Linked DNA regions of Mus musculus: regions 2 and 3 are each linked to region 1. Evidence: chromatin loops called from intact Hi-C (ENCODE). Cell type or tissue: heart. All regions are shown on one strand.

Evidence for each region. Peaks named below come from ENCODE experiments on the same cell type or tissue, not always from the same donor. Only the 100,000 strongest peaks of a DNase experiment are listed, where the experiment ranks them.
Region 2: a loop joins it to region 1, with 9 times the contacts of the local background. A loop is called at or near these places in 35 of 42 quality-filtered maps.
Region 3: it touches region 1 in a loop (2.4-fold over the local background); 4 of 42 quality-filtered maps call a loop at or near these places.

Annotation. Positions count from the first base shown.
Region 1 is chr1:58,768,848-58,771,347 of GRCm38, reverse strand. It overlaps Gm39646 (a long non-coding RNA gene), which reads left to right. Exons shown (of 3, transcript XR_865448.1): 2 at 2,285-2,464. Among named protein-coding and RNA genes, the nearest start is that of Gm39646, 22 kb to the left of the region's middle. In heart, a CTCF peak has its summit at 1,129 (motif pointing left); a DNase peak (open chromatin) is centred at 1,097.
Region 2 is chr1:58,896,681-58,899,180 of GRCm38, reverse strand. Gm28802 reads left to right here and starts at 2,483. Exons shown (of 14, transcript XM_030243918.1): 1 at 2,483-2,500. In heart, a CTCF peak has its summit at 1,425 (motif pointing right); no DNase peak of the experiment used is centred here.
Region 3 is chr1:58,831,283-58,833,782 of GRCm38, reverse strand. It overlaps Casp8 (caspase 8), which reads right to left. Exons shown (of 9, transcript NM_009812.2): 6 at 2,116-2,177; 7 at 9-150. Among named protein-coding and RNA genes, the nearest start is that of Casp8, 37 kb to the right of the region's middle. In heart, no CTCF peak of the experiment used is centred here; no DNase peak of the experiment used is centred here; H3K27ac peaks cover 841 bases.

The DNA of each region.
Region 1 (2,500 bases):
ATGCCAAGTGGACATGGAAGCTCTGCACACTGCCTCCTGCACCCCAACCTTCTCTTCCCTTCCTTTGTTATAAAGGATGTTATTTACATATATAAACATCTTTTATAATAAATTGATGAACATGCCCCTCTCAAATATTTTTCTGATTACAAATGTATTGGATATTCACCAGAAGTCATCTTAGAATGCCAAAAGCCAGACCAGGGAGGTGATTTAGCTGCCATGCCTGCTGCCCAATGGCCTGGTTTGACCCAAGGGACCTGCGTGCTGGGAGAACAGAAGCAGTACCTGATAATTGTCTTCTGACACCACACACACACACACACACACACACACACACACACACACACACGCCAGACATGCCCCCCGCCCCCACACACTTACTCAAACACAAACTCAAGTAAATAAATAATCAATGCAATTTGAAAAATGTTTTGGGACTAAGGATATGGCTCAGCAGTTTAGGGCACTGTTTCTATCGCAGAAGACCTGGGTTTGGTTCCCAGCACCCACATGGTGGCTTACAACCTTCTGTATCTGCAGTTCCAGGGAACCCAATGCCCTCTTTTGACCTCTTTCTGGAACCAGGCATGCATGTGGTGTACCTAGATTTGTGTAAACAAAATACTCATATATTAAAGATAAAATGACCAAAAATTGGTTTAAATGCCCTCATAAGGCTACATAATTCAACAGCCGTCACTTTACCATTGCATAGACAGTGCCCTGTGTTTGTGTAAAAACCAGTAGATAAAAGAGTATAAAATAGCCAGGCAATGAGGGTGCGCACCTTTACCCCAGCACTGGGGAAGGAGAGGCCTGTGGACCTCAAGTTCATCCTGCTACAAACCATCCTGGTCACAGAGCAGGTTCCAGGATGGCCAGAGCTACAGAGAAACCCAGTCTTGTAAAACAAACAAAACAAAAAGTATAAAATACACTGTAAGATAAAAACTGTGTAGAGTTTTGCATCAACTTCTCCTTTCAATTTCAACCCAACCCCCTTTCCAGTCCCCACCCCACCCCACCCCCACCCCACCGCCGCCGCTTTTAGACTCGGACATCTCCTGTTCATGTTTCTTTGCTGCCCTCTGGTGGAATTACTAGGAATTTGCCACAGATGACATGAAATTCACAAAAACCACCGGTGTGGTTCTTGATTCTGCCAAAGATATGATTGGGTGTCAGTGGTCAGGAATTTGCTACAGCAGGAAAATGTAGAGAACAATCTTCTAACTATTTGCAAACTAAATAACACACTTGTAAGTAATTCACAGCCCAGAACCGAAATGAAGTAGTAATATGCAGGTAGGTGTTCATGCAGAGGAAGATGTGAGGTGGAGTCCCTCATTGAATGGGGACTCACCATTTAATGATTTAAATGATTCTCACCATTTCAGCCAGGCGGGCTTGCCATGAAGCTCCCGTGAGCCGACCGTCTCATCTGTGTAACTCTGAGGTTACAGGCACACACGGCCACGCCCCGCTTTTATATGGGTGCTAGGGAATTTGAACTTAAGTCCTCTTGCCTGCACAGCATTTCTTCAGAAATGCCCCGGGTAGAAGTAAAGTCTCAAAAGGCTAAACCAGGAACTACAATTTAGTACTTGCCTTTTTCTTTTCTTTTCTTTTAAAGATTTATTTATTTATTTTATGTGAGTACAATGTAGCTGTCTTCAGACACACCAGAAGAAGGCATCGGATCCTATTACAGATGGTTGTGAGCCACCGTGTGGTTGCTGGGAATTGAACTCAGGACCTCTGGAAGAGCAGTCAGTGAGTTTAACCACTAAGCCATGTCTTTTTCTATAACTGGGTTTCTAGTGAAAGTCCCAGAAAATTATAGACTTACAGGTGGGATGGGAAGGGGACCTTAAATAGTTATTATTTGTCCTAGGATTCTTGCTTCTTTGCTGGCATTTAACTTCAACCAGATGTCAAGGTTGTAGCCTCCCTCAGCCTTGAAGCAGGCTGATTCAGACTTTACTGCCACTGAATATGAGATCACCTGGGGTGTAGCCTTCCAATTTAGATGGCTATATTGTTATGTCAACTACCACTGCTTTTCCTGGAGACTCTGCTACCTGCTGAGAGACCCTTGAGACATTCCAGAAACACATCCAATCCTGCACATCACCTACAGGCTGGCTCCAGGCACCAATGGGGGGTGGGGGGTGGGGGGGGTGGGCCTCCCCTCTTTATAAGCACAGACTCTTAGTAAACTTTGGGGCCTTGATCAGAGAAAAATTTGTCTTGGCCTCATTCTTTTCTCACCATCTTTCAGCCCCAGCCTGCCTTTCAGGAGTACCCGGTTCATGTAAGCTGCAGGCAGCTTATAGTTACAGATTGGCACCACGAACACGGACCTGAAAACGGCAGGGTAAAACTGAGGGACCGCTGTCTTATGTGGAGCTCCACAAGAAGGGAAGAACAAGAAGATCGCATCGGGCACAATGAGCAACAGGTATTTATGCTAGCGCTGGCTTTAAACTTCATTTTT
Region 2 (2,500 bases), 130 kb before region 1:
GTGGCTTCTGAGTCTTCATTGGCAAAATTGGAAAATTGAGAGTATGCTTAAAAAAAAAAAAAAAAAAAAAAAAAACAAAGAATGAAACTATATTTTGATGAAACTATATTGTGTGTGTGTGTGTGTGTGTGTGTGTGTGTGTGTGTGTGCGCGCGCGCGCGCGGAGAGAGAGAGAGCGAGTGTGTGTGTTTTTTGAGACAGGGTTTCTGGCCTGACTGACTTGAAACTTGCTTTGTATACTATATTGGCCTTGAATTCTCAGAGATCCACCTACTCCTGCCTCCTGAGGGCTGGAAATAAAGGCATGCACCTCCATGCTGGGCTAAAACTCTACTTTTTGACATAAGATGTTGGTAACAGTCTCAGTATCTTTGTGTTTTCTTTAACAAGTATGAGTCAACATTCCATGCATTCAAAAACCCCCCAAAAAAGATTGGAGGCTTTGAGCATCACCTTGGCTTCTGTCTTCACTGTATTGTTTGATATCTGCTAGCATCCTAGCATCGTATTGTGTTTCCTCATTGTTTTATATGAAGGACCGAATGCCACAACAGTTTCAAATTTAAAAAACTCTCAAAACAGGCTGGCAAGAGGTGTCACCAGCAATAGCTAAAAAAAAAATTTTCAGCACACAAAGTGTGACAAAGAATGTGGTGTTAGTGCAAAATACATAAACTCAAATATTATTTCACAAAACTTAATTTTTTTACTTCACTGAAATCACTAAATTATTAAGGAACAAAATAGTCACATCACGTGCAGACATTATTGATAATAGGCCATAAATTTTAGCAAGTGCAATTAGAAATTAAAGTATTAAAAGAAGAAAGCAGAAAGAGAAAAGTCGTGGGACACTTGCATCTGCACAGCTCCCCTTCCTCTGCACTGCCAGTCCCTCCTGCGTGCCCTAGTGGTCTCTGTCACCGACCTGCCTGCTGCCAACACAAAGCACAAACCCTCTAAGCACAAACTCTGTCAGCCTTCCTCTTAAGAAGGGAAGTGCCAGTTGTGGTGATGCCTGTGAGCCCAGCATTTGGGAGACCGATGTGGGACTGTCTGTCCAAAACCTCCCTGTGCTGTGTCGGGAGTGAGGTGGGGAAGATGGAGGAGTGAAACTCCAACTGTGGTCCCTCTGGGTGTGATCACAGGAGCATGAGCTTTCACACTTCTGCAGCTCCTTGGTTGGAACTTTCGGGTGCAGCTGAGAGTCCAAGAGGGTTAGCACAGCATCCTAAAGTCAGAACTCAAAAGTCAAAAAGCAGCCAATGGCAGCTGAGTGCCCTGGAGATCTTTGCACTCCTTTGAAGAGAACACTCTTCCTCTTGGGTCCATTCACACAGTCAGCAAATACAGTCACACTTTAAATGCAAAGCTCCTGGCTGCTCAAGGCTCATAGCATTTGCTACCTCAGGAGGGCAGCAACATCACACAAACCGAGACTGATAGCAAGGGCGGACCTACTAGAATGCTAAGCCCTTGTTCCCTCCATGCCTTGAGGAAAGACACCATGACTACTACTTCCCTTTGAAAGTCTTCAATTTCTGCCCCGTCTGTTGTTTTGTAGCTGACAAAAGTGTAACTGTGTTGAGGCTGGAGTATATTGGGGTGTGGGTGTTTGGGGTAGAAGGTACCGATATCTCAATATGGCATTAGTGCTGGGCATGTAGCTCAGTGGGTGACAGAGCCTGCCTCTATCTGATCACCACAACTGAAGTGGTGCTAACAGGTTGATCGATGCCTGAGGTGAGCGAGCATCTGGAGTTTCCTTCACTATCTATTGTCCTCGTGTTAATGGCATAAGAGAAGCCAGTTAGCAGGCCTGGGGCTGAGTCCTCTCACTCACTGACCACACTGCCTCCAGGTTGTCTTACATGTCACTGTCCCCTACATGTTCACCCACTCCCTCAATCAATCACTAAATCTGGTTTTAGAGTCTTCTTTGAACTTATGGGACTTCTAATAAATTCTCCAGTAGACATCACCAGTCAGGTGTCCCCTTGGGGCCTCCGAATGTCCAAAACAGAATGGACAGTCTCTTCTCAAATCTGTTCATCCCCAACATAGTCCAACCAGTGAGCTGCACTAACAGCAGTTCAGCCACTGGAGTTGGAGACTCAGGAGTTGAATGCCTCTCCTTCCCTCCCTCTCACGTCCCAGCCTGTGTTGTCTTCTGGTCATCGCCACTGCTGGCCCACATCTAAGGCTCATCAGGCCTCTAAGATATTTCTACATGGATTCTCTGTCTCGTACCATGGCTTGGTCACCATGGTTTATCTTACATGTAAATCTAGTCAGATTCCTTCTCTGGTTGAAGTTCTTGTTGATGCCAGAGAGCAGAAAGGCAATTGAGTCTCTCTCTCTCTCTCTCTCTCTCTCTCTCTCTCTCTCTCTCTCTCTCTCTCTCTCTCTCTCTGGTTTTTTGAGACAGGGTTTCTCTGTTTAGCCCTGGCTGCCCTGGAACTCACTCTGTAGACCAGGCTGGCCTTGAACTCAGAAATCT
Region 3 (2,500 bases), 62 kb before region 1:
CACCATACCTTTATCACAGTCTGTTCCTTTTCTGTCCTTCATTTTTCGGAGTTGGGTTATGTCTTCCCGGGCCTTGCTGAAATCATGATTGTTGATGATCAGACAGTATCCCCGAGGTTTGTTCTTCATTTGGTAAACTTTGTCTGAAGTCTGGAAAACACAAGCCCAATCCAGGGGTTGATGCTGCAGCTCAGACACTGGCTATGTCCAAGTGCTCAGGAAGAAGCTGGATTGCTGCTCAGCCCCTCAGGCAAGCATAGGCTCCTTCCATTGCTTGGCTCCTCATGAGCTGCATGGTCAGTAGGCCTGGACCTGCTGAATACCCTCTGTGTACATCATGGCTGTCATCACGGCCTATCAGTGTCCCTGACCATACAGATGAGCTTCAGGGCAGATGCCATCTGTGCCATCGTGGAGACTAGAGTTTTATGACTCTCAGTTCACTCAAGGGTCATGTCTTAGGATGTCTCTCTATCACCTTGGGAATCTTTTGGTGGCCTTCTCAGCTCATCTGTGTTTCTTGGCTAACAGTTGAGGACCTGCCCTTCACACAGGATACAGTGCAGTCTCTGGGTGGTTATTGCTGATGCCTTAACCCAATGCAAAGGAACTCCATGGTGGTGGAGAGCAAGGAGCTCGTCAAGTTGTGTTTACCAAATCCTGACAGTAAAAACCAGATGACAGGGGCTGGAGAGATGGCTCAGCAGTTAAAAGCACTGATTGCTTTTCCAGGGGTCCTGAGTTCAATTCCCAGCAACCACATGGTGGCTCACAACCATCTGTAATGGAATCATTGCCCTTTTCTGGTGTGTCTGAAGACAGCAATAGTGTGGTATACATAAAATATGTAGTATACATAAAATAACGTTGTGGTTATTTTCTTCGGGCTGATATTTTTAGCATTTGGGTGGAAGCCTCTTCTGTCTCCTGAAGAAAAGGACCCCAGGCTAGAAGACAAATGCCAGCTTCTATGGCTTGAAACCATGGGAATCTGGGCAGCTCACCTAATCTCCTAGTATCTTCATATATTTTGTAACACATTTGAGTGTCCCTTCATACTGTAAAAGTCCTTTGCCTTTCAATATGTTTTCTATGACATGTAGTACTTTATTAAGCACAAAGAATATTCAGTATTTGTTATTATCCTACGTTTCCAACTTGTATTAATGTATTCAGATGCTGTAATGCTAACAGCTACTAAGTTAGTGACATGGCATCCTCTGTTTGGAGAGGGTGACCCTGTAGAAAACCACTATGCTTCAGAGCAGCCCATGGAGTCCATGATCTTTGACTTCCTGACCAACACAGGCCTGAGGATCTGCTCAGGAGCCCTCCCTAGTACAGACCCTATTCATAGTGCTGAGGATTTCCTGAGCCTCCTGCCACATGGAGCCTCATGGCTGAGCCATATTTGGTGAGCTACTGAAGGTTATAAACGGAAGCTATGTCCAGGAAGGAAATCTCTCTATGTGCTTCGTGGAGACAACACCTAAGACATGCTGAGATCCTATTTGTTGCCTAACACAAAGGAGAAAACTCTGTGTGGTGTCTGGCTAAAAGAGAAAACCTGCCAGAGAAAGTCCTGAAGCTTCCACTCCATCCCCCATGTGCTATTTTTAGCTAACACCGCTGCTCTAGAGGGGGGAAGCCACACACAGTCTCTCCCCTTCAATAACCCCTTACCTCTGCCCTTGACCTTATAATACAATTATGGCCCAGTGTGACCGTAATTATTATAGGCCTATGCCTATAATCCTAGCACTTGGGAAGTAAAGGCAGGGGAATCAGGAGTTCAGGGTTAGCCTCAGCTACATAATGAGTTCAAAGCCAATCTGAGCTATAGGAGACACTGTCTCAAACGACAAACAAAACAGTGATAATGTAACACAAAGAAAACTGGAGAGGCTATCTTAACTGGTTCTTTTGTAGGTTTGTTTGGTTTTTTTGTTTTGTTTTGTTTTGTTTGTTTTGTTTTGTTTTGTTTGTTTTTTCTGTTTTTCTCTCCAGAGTTTCCAAAAGGCTCTACCCCTTATTGGCTTATCTGGCAGCTGAAAAGGAACCAACCAAAGGAAACAGGAACACCAATGCAAAGAGAGAGGTAGGAGACACACCTACCCGTGACTCACTGTCTTGTTCTCTTGGCGAGTCACACAGTTCCGCCATTTTGAGGCTCATCTCTGCAAGCAACCAAAAAAACGTCACACTTAGGACAACCTAAGGACCTTAAAACATTTTCAGGATGCAAGTGCATGCACGCGTATGTACGTGAATGTGTGCGTTCTTGCACGTGTGTGCATGCGTGTGTGTGTGTGTGTGTGTGTGTGTGTGTGTGTGTGTGTGTGTTGATGTAGGGAGCTCTCATGCTATGGCATGTGTGTGTGGAGAGTGTGTGTGTGTGTGTGTTGATGTAGGGAGCTCTCATGCTATGGCATGTGTGTGTGGAGATCACAGAGGACTCTGCAGATTGGCTCCCTTCCTCCCTCCTACATGTGTTCCAGAG